3 separate regions of the Homo sapiens genome follow, and all the other regions are linked to region 3. Evidence: chromatin contacts called from ENCODE Hi-C data. All regions are on one chromosome and are shown on one strand. The core of a region is the stretch at or near the end of the contact, and the rest is flanking DNA. Distances in the headings are between cores, read along the strand shown.

Region 1 (3,950 bases), core at 279-2,778, 530 kb before region 3:
CAGGGACTTGGCTGGGAGTGGGATGGAGAAGGAGGACAATTGTGCGATGAAATGGCAGGACATGGGAAAATACAAAATAATAAACATCAAAAGTGCTGTCACTAATCTGCTGGGTGACTTTGAGTGAGTCCTTTTCCCATCCTGGGCCTGAGAGATAAAAGGCTTGAATTCCGTATTGCCACAGCATCATGCTCCAATCATGAGAAATAACTCAGTGATGCGTGTGTGGAGGGGGAGGGCCCGTGCATATGTGATAGAGAGAGAGAGGTGGGGGGGATTCCTCCAAGCACACATGGGCCCATTTAACCAGATTCTGCTTCACCTTCTTTTCTTTAATCCCCAGAGATGTGGCTTGCTCAGTGAACTGCCACTAAGTGCTCCCTAGGCACCCACTGGTGTCAGGTCCTCTGCTGGGGCCTACAGACGGGTCCCTTCCTTGAAGGGCTCATGCCTGACGATCATTAGCAAAGCCTTCCTGTGTCTAAAGGATCGCTTACTCCCTGTTTGCTCAGAGCTCAGGAGGCACAGCCTCACTAGAAGGTTTGGAAAGCACCCTGCGGTGGAAGGTACGTCACTGGCATGCAAATTGGGAGGCTTAGATGGCAGATAAAAGATTGGTTTGTGTCACAGGCAACGCCAGCCAGAGTGGTGTCTTGTTACGGTGTCTCTGGGCTGGACTCGGTGCCCCTGGAATGTGAACGAGATGCGCGGGGAGGTTTCCTGTTGATTCTTGTCCTGGCAGAGTGGTCCACTGGCTTAGCTGCTTCTCAAGTTGCACAACACCTGGGCCTCCCAGCGGGTGCTGCTGGTGCTGGAGGGGAGAGAAGCCTCCGCCTGCAGGGCCAGTGCCCTCCTCTGCCCACTGCCCGAGGTGAAAGGTGGATTCCAGGCCAGGCCCGGGTCGGGAGGTGACCCCAGCTCCTCCCCAGGAACTCTCCCTGGGAGGGGCCTGGTTGCTCTGAAGGGCACACGGCAGGGATGACACTGGCTAAGGGGGGAACAGTGGCAGGCCAGGGGAGGAGGGGGCCGGGCTGCTGTCCCTTCCTCAGGGGAAGGCTTGGAGCAGAGCCATTAGCCTGCCTGAATCCTATTATATGCAGGGCAACCTGTGAAGACCTTTCCCGTATTCCCTGTTGGCCTCACCATGTAACTGAGAGGAAAGGTGAGGACATGGGAGATGAAGTGACTTGCCCTGGGATTGTTTTTTTCCAAAGTTCAGGGATCTGACCTCTAATCCAATGTCCTGTCTGAAGGGCTGTTTGCCTGGTTGGAGCTCCCCAGAAGCCGGCAAGAGGCAAATATGCATCAGTTCAGCAGGGCGAGGGGCAGCCCGGGCTACCATGGCCCATTTAGAGGGCTCAGCTAACTTCAGGGTGTCCTGAGGCCACCAGCCTGGCTGGGAATACTCTCCTGCCTTCCTTCCAGCCTTCAGTGGGAGCTGCGTCCAGCTGGGCAGTGACTCAGCAGCCCTCATTCCCACGTGTGTGGGAGAGCAGGCCTCTCTCCCGGCTGTCGGCTTGGCTCCGTTGGCCTGTCTGGGGGTGCCCCAGCAGTCAGCCTGCCATCAGCAAGGCCCTGGGGCTCAGGCCAGGCTTCCCACAGCTCAATCACAGAGTTTGCTTTCTTTCCAGCCCTCCAGCCTTTCCCCCTGAGACTGGAGGGCCACTTCTAAGTTCCTCTGGCCACCTCAACCGTCCACTCAGCCAGGGAGCCAGGCTGTGGGTGACTTCCTCAGCACTGTCCCAGAAACCCTGTGCTGTCCTCAGAAGCAGCCCACCTCCCAGAGCAAATAGCTTGTTTGCCAGGCTCACGGGCCTCCCCGCCTGCTCAGAGTGCGTCCTGTGGTGCATGAAGAGAAGGAACTAGGCAAAACCCAGGCAAGAAAACGAGGGAGGGAAGTGGATCTTGGCTGGACCTTTAACAGGATGTATGGGAGGGTGAGCTACGGTGAGACTGTGCAGGTAGGGCACTAGCCCATCTGCTCACGACCAAGAAAAACATCACCCCACATGCCCTGGCTCCAACCCCAGGGATGGCGGGCTGGCGGCATTGGCATAGCTGTGGAAGCTTGAGCAAGGCTCGTAAATTCTCAGATCCCGTTTCACCATCTGTAAAATGGGCATGCTAATGCCTGTCAGCCAGGTTTGCTCTACACAACACATACAACCCTTTTTCTAAAGGGCTTGGTGGAAGGCCTGCTCCAACATGTTTCAGACATGGATATTGCTTTCCATCCTATGTGTGAGTCCAACAAGATTTGTGCAATCTTTTATTGGTCTCATTTCACGCTCATCATCCTGGGACCCTGTGGGAAAGGACCCATGAGGGACCTTGCAAATGCTGCCAGGCACTGCAAGTGCTGGCCACTGCTGCTGGTCCTCCCAGCAGCTCTCAGGGAAGCAGGGCAAGTGAGGAGCCTGGGTTGGAAACAAGAAATACTTTGCTGGCAGTCATTCCATAAGTTAAGACAACTACAGAAACTTTTATGGAGTACCAAGTATGTGTCAGTCACTGAGAGAGACACTTAGGGACACTGAGGTGCCTAAGACATGGTCCCTGCCAAAAACAGGCCTATGTGGCAGAGGAAGGAAGGAAAGAGGAGGGAACATGCAAACAACCTCCATCCCAGATAGGCGAAAAGTAGGCTGCGCATGAGGTATAGACACCTCGCCTGGGAAATCCCAATGCAGCGAGAAATCAGGGCTGCTCCAGGGGAACAGAAAAGGCTGCACGGAGAAGGAGCAGGAGTTTGCAGGGTGGAGAAGGGAGAGACAGGCCCCAGGGGCTCCAGTAGGGAGCACGTGCCTGGACTGACCAGGGGACGGGGTCTCTCCTAGAAGACCCAGATGTGCTGAGGCTCCTCCATGCCAGCACATTTGGCTCCACAGGTATTGCAAGACCCCCATGGGGTGTCGAGACACATCCTATGACCTAGATCTCTGCCTTCCAGGAACTGGTTGGGTGAGATGAGACTCATCCTGGGCATACGTAGAGAGCAATTTTTACCAGCATGTCTCCAACTGCAGGTGTGGCCTATGACATCTGATGTCACTTCCCTCCTCAGGTGGCCCTGCCAGCCCCTCTGCAAAAGGGGGCATAGGCACACAATTTTGCACATCGTTTCCAGGGGCTCAAGGATGTCCCTCACCAGCCCATCTCCTTTGAGGAACCCTCAATGTGATTCAACTCCGGGGTTTTGCAGATGAGGAAACTGAGGCAGAGAAAGAATGTGCCTTGCCGAAGGTGTGTGGTGAGTCAGGACGGAATAGGCCTAGACTTTTGGCTTCTGACCCAGAGTTCTCCCATTGGTGCCTGCTGCGGCCACCTCCTCAATCTGTGCCTCTGCCCAGCTGCAGTTTTCGGCATCCTGCCTCATGACAGAGGGGACAGCATGCACTTTCTATCCATCTCAGCCATAGCCTCTTCCCAACCTGTAGCTCCCCTCTTGGTGAAACTGCCTTTGCGCTTTCTTCCCACGTGCACGGTCCGGCTGGTTCTCTGCATCCTGGTGTCCCATCTCTGGGAAAGACTCCACCGTGCCCACACTCACTCAAGTTGCACAGGGACGTCTTTCTCCCCTTCTCCCCCTGCTCCCCCTCTATAGCCAACTCCTAGCTGGACTGGCCTCTCGCTCAAACCCAGTCCTTACTGTTTATCAACAGGAATCCAGGCCCTCTTCACCTCTTGCTGTGGCCATTATCACAGCCAGAAAAATATTTCTAAAGCACATGAACACGTCACTGTTCAGCTTAAAATCTTGCAGAGGTGCCCTGTGGCCTTGAAAATTAAGTTCAAGCCCTCGGTGTTGTCTACAAAGCCCCCCATGGCCAGCACAACCCTTCCTTCCCATGTGCCTGCATCCATTCTTGGCACCAGCTTGGCAAATGCTCCATGCCCCCAACCCCCTGAAGCCCATTTGCTCTGCTGCTCTTCCCATCCAGAGCAATAAG
Region 2 (3,905 bases), core at 797-3,296, 770 kb before region 3:
CATCTTGGGAAGAGATGCACAGGCTCAGGTCTCAAGAGTGGAAAAAAGCCACCGGCTCCAGCATGCCACTGACCCAAACTCACCACAATGCAAAATGCACAAAAATCTGGCCTCTAGATAGGGGAGCAATATCTCCTGACTGAGCTTCCTGGAGAAGCTGCAAGGAGCAAGGTATTTTTGGTTTGGTCCTTGAGGAAGGCACAGGGTTTCCACTGACGGAGCAGTGGAGGGAGGTTCTCCAGCAGGAGAGAGCGCCGGAACCAAGGCGGGAAGCACAGAAACATCTGCATGTTTGAGGACCAAAGTCCTCCGGCAGGAACACAGAGGCCACATGACAGAAGGGCTTATAAACTGCCATAGAGTTTGTCCTTCATCCGGTCTGTGGTGGGGAAGCCAATGATGCACCTTAAGCAGGTGAATGACACTGTGAGATTAGTTTCATTTCTTTTGAATACTGACATCATTTTTTAAAAGATACTATTTTTTCTAAAAAATTCTGTATGTTCATTACAAAAACAAATCAAACCATGCATCAAAGTACACAAAGATGCCTTTTCAACAGGTAAACATCTTCCCAAACTTCCTCTATGTATACACACAGACAAAAAGTTAGAAGGATATAGTAGAAATAAAATAAAATAAATGAAGATTTAAAAAGAGGAAAAAAGACAGAGAAATAAGAATTAACTAGTCTACCTTCTTTCACTGGGTATAGTCAAGGCTGTTTGCAATGCTTGGAACTCTGGCAACTGTCTTGTAACCATGAGGAAAACTAGTCTGAGGCAGCCGACAGACTGAGGGTAGCAGAGCAGGAAGATGGAGATAATCTGAGTTTTGGTGATGTAAGGTAGCTGCTGGCCTTCACATACAGACCACCATGTGATAACTCTGGTTGTCACATGTATGCTTTTCCTGCCTACCTAGACTCTAAATTCTCAAGACTCAAAACTGAGTAATAATGAAGCCAGTCTGTGGGATGTAAGGGCAAGAGCGTGGGCTTTGGAGTTGAACAAAGCTGCCTTTGCATTACAGCTCTGTGAGGGGGAGTTACCTAATCCCTTGATGCCTCATTTTTTTAAATCTCTGAAATGGCAATAATAAACCCGCTTCCAGAGAGGTGGTAAGCATTGCATTAGATTGCATATGTAAGGTTTCTACCACAATGCCTAGGACAGGAGGGACTCAGAAAATGATATATACATGATTATATATGAATGAATCTGAGAAAATATGAAGTATGCCACTGAGTGAAAACACAACATGGTACTTTTATTTCTTCAGTCTTTTTAGCACAAACTAGACAGACTATGAGAAGCAGAGTTCTATCTCTGAAACTTATGGGCAGATTAATTTGGGGCAAGTTCTTTTACTTCTCTAAGTTTCAGTTTCTTCAGCTGTTAAACTGAGACAAGAATATTTGAAGATTAAATAAGGCCATGCCCAAAGCACTTGCAACATGGTAGGCTCTCAATAGACACTAGTTTCCTTCTTCATGCTCTGCCCCTCCACAACACACAAGACACAGACGTGTGTTCCATAAACACGTGCTCTCTCTCTCTCACACACACACATACCTAGAACACACCCACACAAATGGACATGCACAGACACATGGACCCACACATGTGCAGACACACAGATACACAACTTTCTCAGCCCCAGAATCTTCCAGGAGGTTTTAGAAGTAGCTGTTGCTGTGTCTGTCTGCAAGACCTGTTTACAAGGCAATTATGAACTCTTTTCGCCAAATGTAGGATCTTCAAACAATGAGCACTGTTGCTTAAAGGAAGACTATTCCTGGGGGAAAATACTTTAAATGTAATTATGTCTTAGCTGCACATCTAGTAAATAACTAGACATGCACTGCTTTGAATATAAAATGTCACATTTTTGCAGATGGGACAGACAAATTTTGGCAGTCAGAGGAAGTCAGGAGAGAGAAATGAAAGAAGAAACCACATACTTCCTTTTTATTTACCTGATGTAACTGGGCCTGGCCCCGGGGGCATGGGGCTGGGAGGGCCCTGAGGGCTGGCTTTGGCTGAGACAGGTGCAGGGAAGGTGAGAAGCAGGCTGAGGAGCACAGAGAGGGAGTCTGTGTCTTGATTTCCTTTCTTGTTTACTTCTTTTGTGTCCTTTCCCACCCTCGTCACCCTGGCCTCAGTCTTCATTGAGTCTTCCCTGGGCCGCATCCTCACTAGTTTCCCCAATTGCATTCTTTCCTCCTCTGACCTGTTCTGTGTAACATCACTAATCATTTGTTCCCTGAAATAGCACTTTCCTCTTGCCACTCTTGCTCAGAAACCTCCCTATTTCTCCCTTTCGCGTCTTTGCTTCCTTGGCTTCTCAGTGGAATGAAACAGTCTTTTCACCAGGACTCCCCAGCACGCAGCTGGGCAGTGCAATTTCCATGGTCTCCAGAGCAGTCTGGTCCTAGAAACCATGAAGTCCAGCCTTAAGCCACAGAGCTACAGTCATGTGTCTTTCAAAGCCCAGAAGACCTTGTTCATTGCATGACCTGGACAACTCTCCTGACCTACCTTGTACTCCTCTTCCCAACCTGTCTCTTCTCTACTGATTTTTCTTTCTGTTTCACCTACCTTGGCTACTGGGGCTGGTTCCTTTCCCCTATTTACCCAACTTTGACCTTTGGCTTTCCTCCTAGCAGGAGGTTTGGATTTTCCCTCTGGCCAGGCTTTCATTCCTTTATCTACTAAGTACTTATACAGGACTTACTGGTGCCAGGCTACATTTATGGAGGCACAAAGAGTGTCTCCTATCTGGAAGAAGAGGCCATTAGACAATTCACTGTGTGTGTGTGTGTGTGTGTGTGTGTGTGTGTGTGTGTGCGCGCGCGCGCGCGCGGGTGGAGCGGGGGGGTGGTTGGGGGTAGGAAGATGCACAGAGGAATAAATTGTTGTCCTTGAACTCTGGCAACTAACCAGAGGTCAGCCAATAGTATTTTATCCTTAATTGATTTATCAGATTAAGCTTTAATGGAGCAGGGAGGAAGTAGGAGCAAGCCAGGAAGCCATTACAATGGAAGAGATTGTGCTCAAGAATTCCATTTGATCTTCAAACAACCCCAAGAAGGAGGGGTTTTCCCCATTGTCCACCCAGGGAAGCAGGCTCAGAGAGGCCAGCTGACTTTCCTAAGGTCACCCAGCTGGCAGTAGAGGGTCCTGGCAGCCTGATGGCATTGTTGGGTGCACTCCTGAGGCCACGCTGATCCCAGGGCAGGGAAGAATGCCAGGCACCCCTGGTCAATGTCGCTTCCTGATCAGCCTTCTAAGGATCGTCCGGGTCTGCAAGTCCCTTCCACGGGTTGACTAAAGCTGCCTCTTTGCTCTGGAAACCCTCTACCTTCCCTCACTGGCTCATCTTCCTGGCTTCTCTTTGCCTTGGCCCTGGGGGCGGAAGGGGAACAGCTGAGTTGTCATCTAAGCTTGCATCTTCCAGGGCAGCAGAGGAAAAGGACATTGATTTATGATCAAAAAGGCGAAGGAGGATGCCGTGGGGAGGACGCTGGTCGGCAGGGGTGGGTGGGCGATAAGAGAGAACTAGAAAGAATAAAAAGAATCCCTAAGCCTTAAAAACAGAGCTTGCCCTCTGATTCCTGGGTAGGCGTGGGTTGAAAATCTTTCATGTAAAACTGAAATGGAATCACGAATGAGGAGAAATCATCTTGGGGCTTGGGTGTGCCTTACAGGACTGAATTAAATTTAAAATGTATTGATTTCCCCTGCTGATTAACAGGCCTGGCACGCGAGAAGGGCGGCAGCCCAATAAGCAGCTGGCACCGCTGTCCCAGTCCACCAGCGTCCCCTGCTGCATCCCATGTCACCTTGAGTCCTGGCAATTTTCTAATTAGCCCAATGGGTTATGATTTGAAGCCGGAAGAGCCA
Region 3 (3,901 bases), core at 902-3,401:
GAGCCGGCCTGCTGCCTCTGCCCCATCCCTGCCTCCTCAAGGCCTAGAGTCTGTGCTGACCCTTTGCCGAGGTCAAGCCCAGGTCAGCTGCGTGGGGTGCAAGCAGGGACATGATCTCTATGATTGATGAGCTTACAGCCAAATTGCAGACACAAGAAAGCACTCAGGAAACGATTCTAGAGGAGGAGAATGTGGGGCTGAATAAGGGAGAAAAGCGCATTGAACTTGGGAGTCAGACAGACATGGGTTGGGACCTGAGCCCTCTGAACCTCAGTTTCCTCACCTGTAAAATGAGCATCATCCTGAGTCCTGCTCAAGGTGGTCCCTAGGCGCCCATGAGTGCTGGCAAATACTCAGCGTGCCATGAGCATTGTACGAATGTTTCCTTGCTTCTTTCTTAGCATTATTTTTCTATTCCTTAAAATAAGCATAGTAAGACTTTGGAGAAGGAAGGACTCCATGTGGCCTGGAATCGTCAGGACAGGTTTCCTAGAGGAGCTGGGACCTGGGCCTCCACTGGACTTGCTGCGTCTGATCTCAAGCAGAGCTGAAGGTGTCATTATTTGCCAAGTACGCCATTGTTCTGAGATTCAGTTTCCTCATTTGTAAATGGAGATAAGCATAACTAATTTACCAACAGATCACACACACAGAGCTGTCCAGCAGGATGGAAGGAAGCGAGGAACCCAGAGATTTGGGTCCAGTCAGAGTTCTGCCACTATGGTGTTACCCTAGGCAGGTCACGTTTTGTCTCTATGATTTTGTCTCCTCATCTGTGAAATGGGAATTTTTTATTTTGAAGTCACTAGGTGAGTCACTTCACCTCCCTAGAAGTTGCTTCCTCATTGGTAAAATGCCTGGTTGTAGCTCTCCACGTTTTTTTCTCTTGGGTTTAAAGCCCCTGTGGCTTGGATTCTAAGCTAGGGCCCACCCTGTCCCCATACCCTCTCCACCCACCATGCCAGCCAAGACAATACACCCTTGGGGAACCATGTTCAGGTCCAGAGAGAGAACAGAAATGCTTCTGGGCCATATCCTCTTTCCAGATGGCCTTTAAGAGAAACAAGAGGCACAGGTAACAAGGAGGAAGAAACTGACCTTGAAAACACTATGAAACATAAGCCAAACTCTCCCAGATAGCTGCTGGCAGGGTCCCCCCACCCCGGCCCCCATCAGCTACAGAGGCACTTCAGAGCACTTCCTGTCTCATTTGGGGCAGGGCTGGCCAGGATGCTCGTGCAGCCCAACCCCAGCCTGGGTAGGGTGCTCTGACCACAGGCCGGTCACATGTAAGGGCAAGCAGAGGACTATTTTTGATCAGTGGTTAGGAGCCAGTGGCAGGTGACAAAACATGGTGAGCGTGAGCAGCCACAAGTGGGCCCTGGGCTCCTGGGCATGGAACTCTCCCCACTCTTGGCTTCCCACTTCCTGGGGTGCATTTCTCTCTTACAGCCCCACCCCACACCACCACCCTCACTCAGTGGCAAACTAAACACTGTCCCTCCTAGCCAGACAGGGGTCTACACCTGGGACACCGTCAGTGGGGTGTTAGGGTTAGGTTGTTTGCCAAGTTCAGGATTGGGACACTCAGCTTTGAGCACCTCCTGCTATATGGAGGGCTCCTCAGAAGGGGAGGTCTGGAGACTTACGGCCTAATTTCCCTAGTCTCTAGAACAGAGCTCCACTTCCTAGGGAGCTTTCTCCAGTGCCCTCCCCACCATTTCCTCCAATATCACCTTCTTCTCAGGAGGAGGGGAAAAGGCCACAGGAGGAAGTAGAGGAGGGTGGGCAGGAGCCAGCTGGGGGATCAAGAGGGATCAGATGAGCACAGAGCCAGCTGATGGGGCTGCACACACCAGCCTCACCCTCTTTCTGCCTCTTCCCTCCTCCTCCTTTCTTCCCCTCATAGACGATAACTGAGCAGCTGCCATGTGCCAGCCCTGTCTGAGTTCCTGCGTATGCACATCTGCCTCACACTCAGACTCTGCACTCTGGCCTGCTCTCCTGCTGAGGCAGAGGGACCCTGTGGCGAGGGAGAGCAGAAAGAGCTCCTCAGCCTATGAAACTGGCCACTACCACAATTTTAGAAATGTGGTCACTGAGGGCCTGAAAAAAAGCCTTGCCCAAAGGCAATCCTCTTGGGACCAAGGCTCCTGCCTGCTGAGGCTGACGAGGTCCTGGCCAGGCAGCACAAATTCCATGCAGGGATGTCCCTGGGGCCCCTGCTGTGCACCCAGCACTGTGTTGGACTGTGGGGACACGGGGTGAGTCAGGCCTGATCTGGGGATGGGGACACAAACACACACAGAGCCAACTCACTCCTTGGTGCCTGAGGAGAAGCCCTGGCGCTGGAGGCACTTAAGAAATGCCCAGTGACCTTTCACACCACAGAGGGCACAAGCCCCCTGAGGTCCAGGGTACCATTGGCTTGCTCTGCCCTGTACCTGCATGTCAACATGGAGCCAGGAGCTGACCTCTGTTTTTGAATCATTAGCTCCTGAGTTGAGGGAATGTGGAGGAAGTGTCTGGGGGTGGGAGTCCAGACACTCATTCAGCGGCTGAGTGGCCCCTGTTCCACTTGGCAGCCCTAACTGCCCCCTCCCCAGCTTCCCCCTTTCCCAGCACCCTCCCACCAGCACCGTCCTGGGCTCCTGTTACTCAGGGTTCAAAAGACCGGAACACGAGCGATGGAATGTCAGGACAGGAGGGCAGAAGAGGGATTCAGGATAGACTAGGTCCTGCAGGGCCCCCACCCCCACCATGTGGCAGCCCAAGGGTATTGACAAGCCTTATGGTGAGCATCCCAGTGCTGAGGTCCAGAGAGGTACAGTGCCTTGCCCAAAGTCACACAGCAAGAAGGGACAGCAGTAGGCCCAGAGCCCCAGTCTCTGCTCTCATCTCAGACTCCACCCACTCTTGCACGCAGGTGGCTTCCCCAGCTGGTTCCACACGCTGGGTGGATGTCCAGGCCTAGCGTTCCTACAGCTCAGAGAGTGCCTGGTCGGCGGGGGGGGGGGGGGGGCGGGAATGGGAGGGTGCAGAGGGGGAACAGGAGAAAACAGAAAGTGCCAGTGATTCACATTTCAAAATGTCGTGTTATTCCAGGCGCTTTCTCGCTTTGCCACCACCTTCATCCACCCCCCACTTGCCATCTTGAGAACCGGCTGCAGGGTGGCTGGGGCGGGGGGAGGAGGAGGCTGAGACCATCATCTAAGGAAGCTGTGTTTCCACCCTGCCCACTGAGAAGCCCGAGGGTGAATGAGCAGTCGGATGAGCACCGAGCTGGGAACCAAGGGGCCTGGGTGCCAGCCCTGGCTTTGGAATTGGTTGTTGTGAGACCCTGAGCAAGTCCCTAGGCCTCTCTCTACTTCCTTTACATACTTCCCCAGCACGTAAAATGGGGAAGTGGGAAGAGTTTGTGGCTCCCACGACTAGTTGCATATCAAAGCAAAACAAAACAGATTCTTGGACTGCATCCCCAGAGATTCTGATTCTATATGTTAGAGATGAGGCCTGGGAGTCTAATTTTAAAGCATACCCCTAAACCCCACCCAACCTGGTGATTCAGTGCAACCAGTCTACCGAGGCGCGGTTAGAGAGTTCCTGGCTATATGCTTCCACGCGGTTTCCAATCATCTCCAGGACTTATTGACCTCCTCCAAAATGCCCTCCTGGATTTACCCAGCCCTCCCTGCCACGTCTAACCCTCCTCACTTCTGGCCTTGCATCCCTGCCCATACTCTCCTACAGCTCCTTAAAAGCATTTAGTCATTTGTGCCTGTGTGTGCACGTGTGTGTGTGTGTGTGTGTGTGTGTGTTCTACGTGAGCTACATGAGCAAGACGAACCTCCCACACAGCACAGAGGAAGTTGCTCAGCACTGGAGCCAGCTAGCCCCACAT

The links. Hi-C counts contacts between places; a loop is a spot of excess contacts on that map. Pooled maps may share reads with other maps.
Region 1: a loop to region 3 is called in a map with no recorded cell type, with 10 times the contacts of the local background. The contact joins two enhancer-like sites. A Hi-C loop is called at or near these places in 6 of 37 single-sample maps with no recorded cell type and 5 of 50 pooled maps.
Region 2: a map with no recorded cell type shows a loop between it and region 3 (6-fold over the local background). The contact joins two enhancer-like sites. A Hi-C loop is called at or near these places in 3 of 37 single-sample maps with no recorded cell type and 4 of 50 pooled maps.

Annotation. Positions count from the first base shown.
Region 1 is chr15:70,193,474-70,197,423 of GRCh38, reverse strand. No RefSeq gene overlaps it. Among named protein-coding and RNA genes, the nearest start is that of TLE3, 98 kb to the right of the region's middle. RefSeq lists enhancers at 291-350, 421-700, 497-1,280. Within about 2 kb of position 1,528, at least 21 of the 41 ENCODE cell types and tissues checked have a DNase peak (open chromatin) inside an H3K27ac peak, as active enhancers do.
Region 2 is chr15:70,433,677-70,437,581 of GRCh38, reverse strand. No RefSeq gene overlaps it. Among named protein-coding and RNA genes, the nearest start is that of LINC02205, 70 kb to the left of the region's middle. RefSeq lists an enhancer at 1,060-1,109 and a silencer at 1,920-2,123. Within about 2 kb of position 2,046, at least 4 of the 41 ENCODE cell types and tissues checked have a DNase peak (open chromatin) inside an H3K27ac peak, as active enhancers do.
Region 3 is chr15:69,666,566-69,670,466 of GRCh38, reverse strand. All of the region lies in intron 1 of PCAT29 (prostate cancer associated transcript 29), which reads right to left. Among named protein-coding and RNA genes, the nearest start is that of PCAT29, 76 kb to the right of the region's middle. RefSeq lists enhancers at 1,403-1,482, 3,561-3,901. Within about 2 kb of position 2,151, at least 9 of the 41 ENCODE cell types and tissues checked have a DNase peak (open chromatin) inside an H3K27ac peak, as active enhancers do.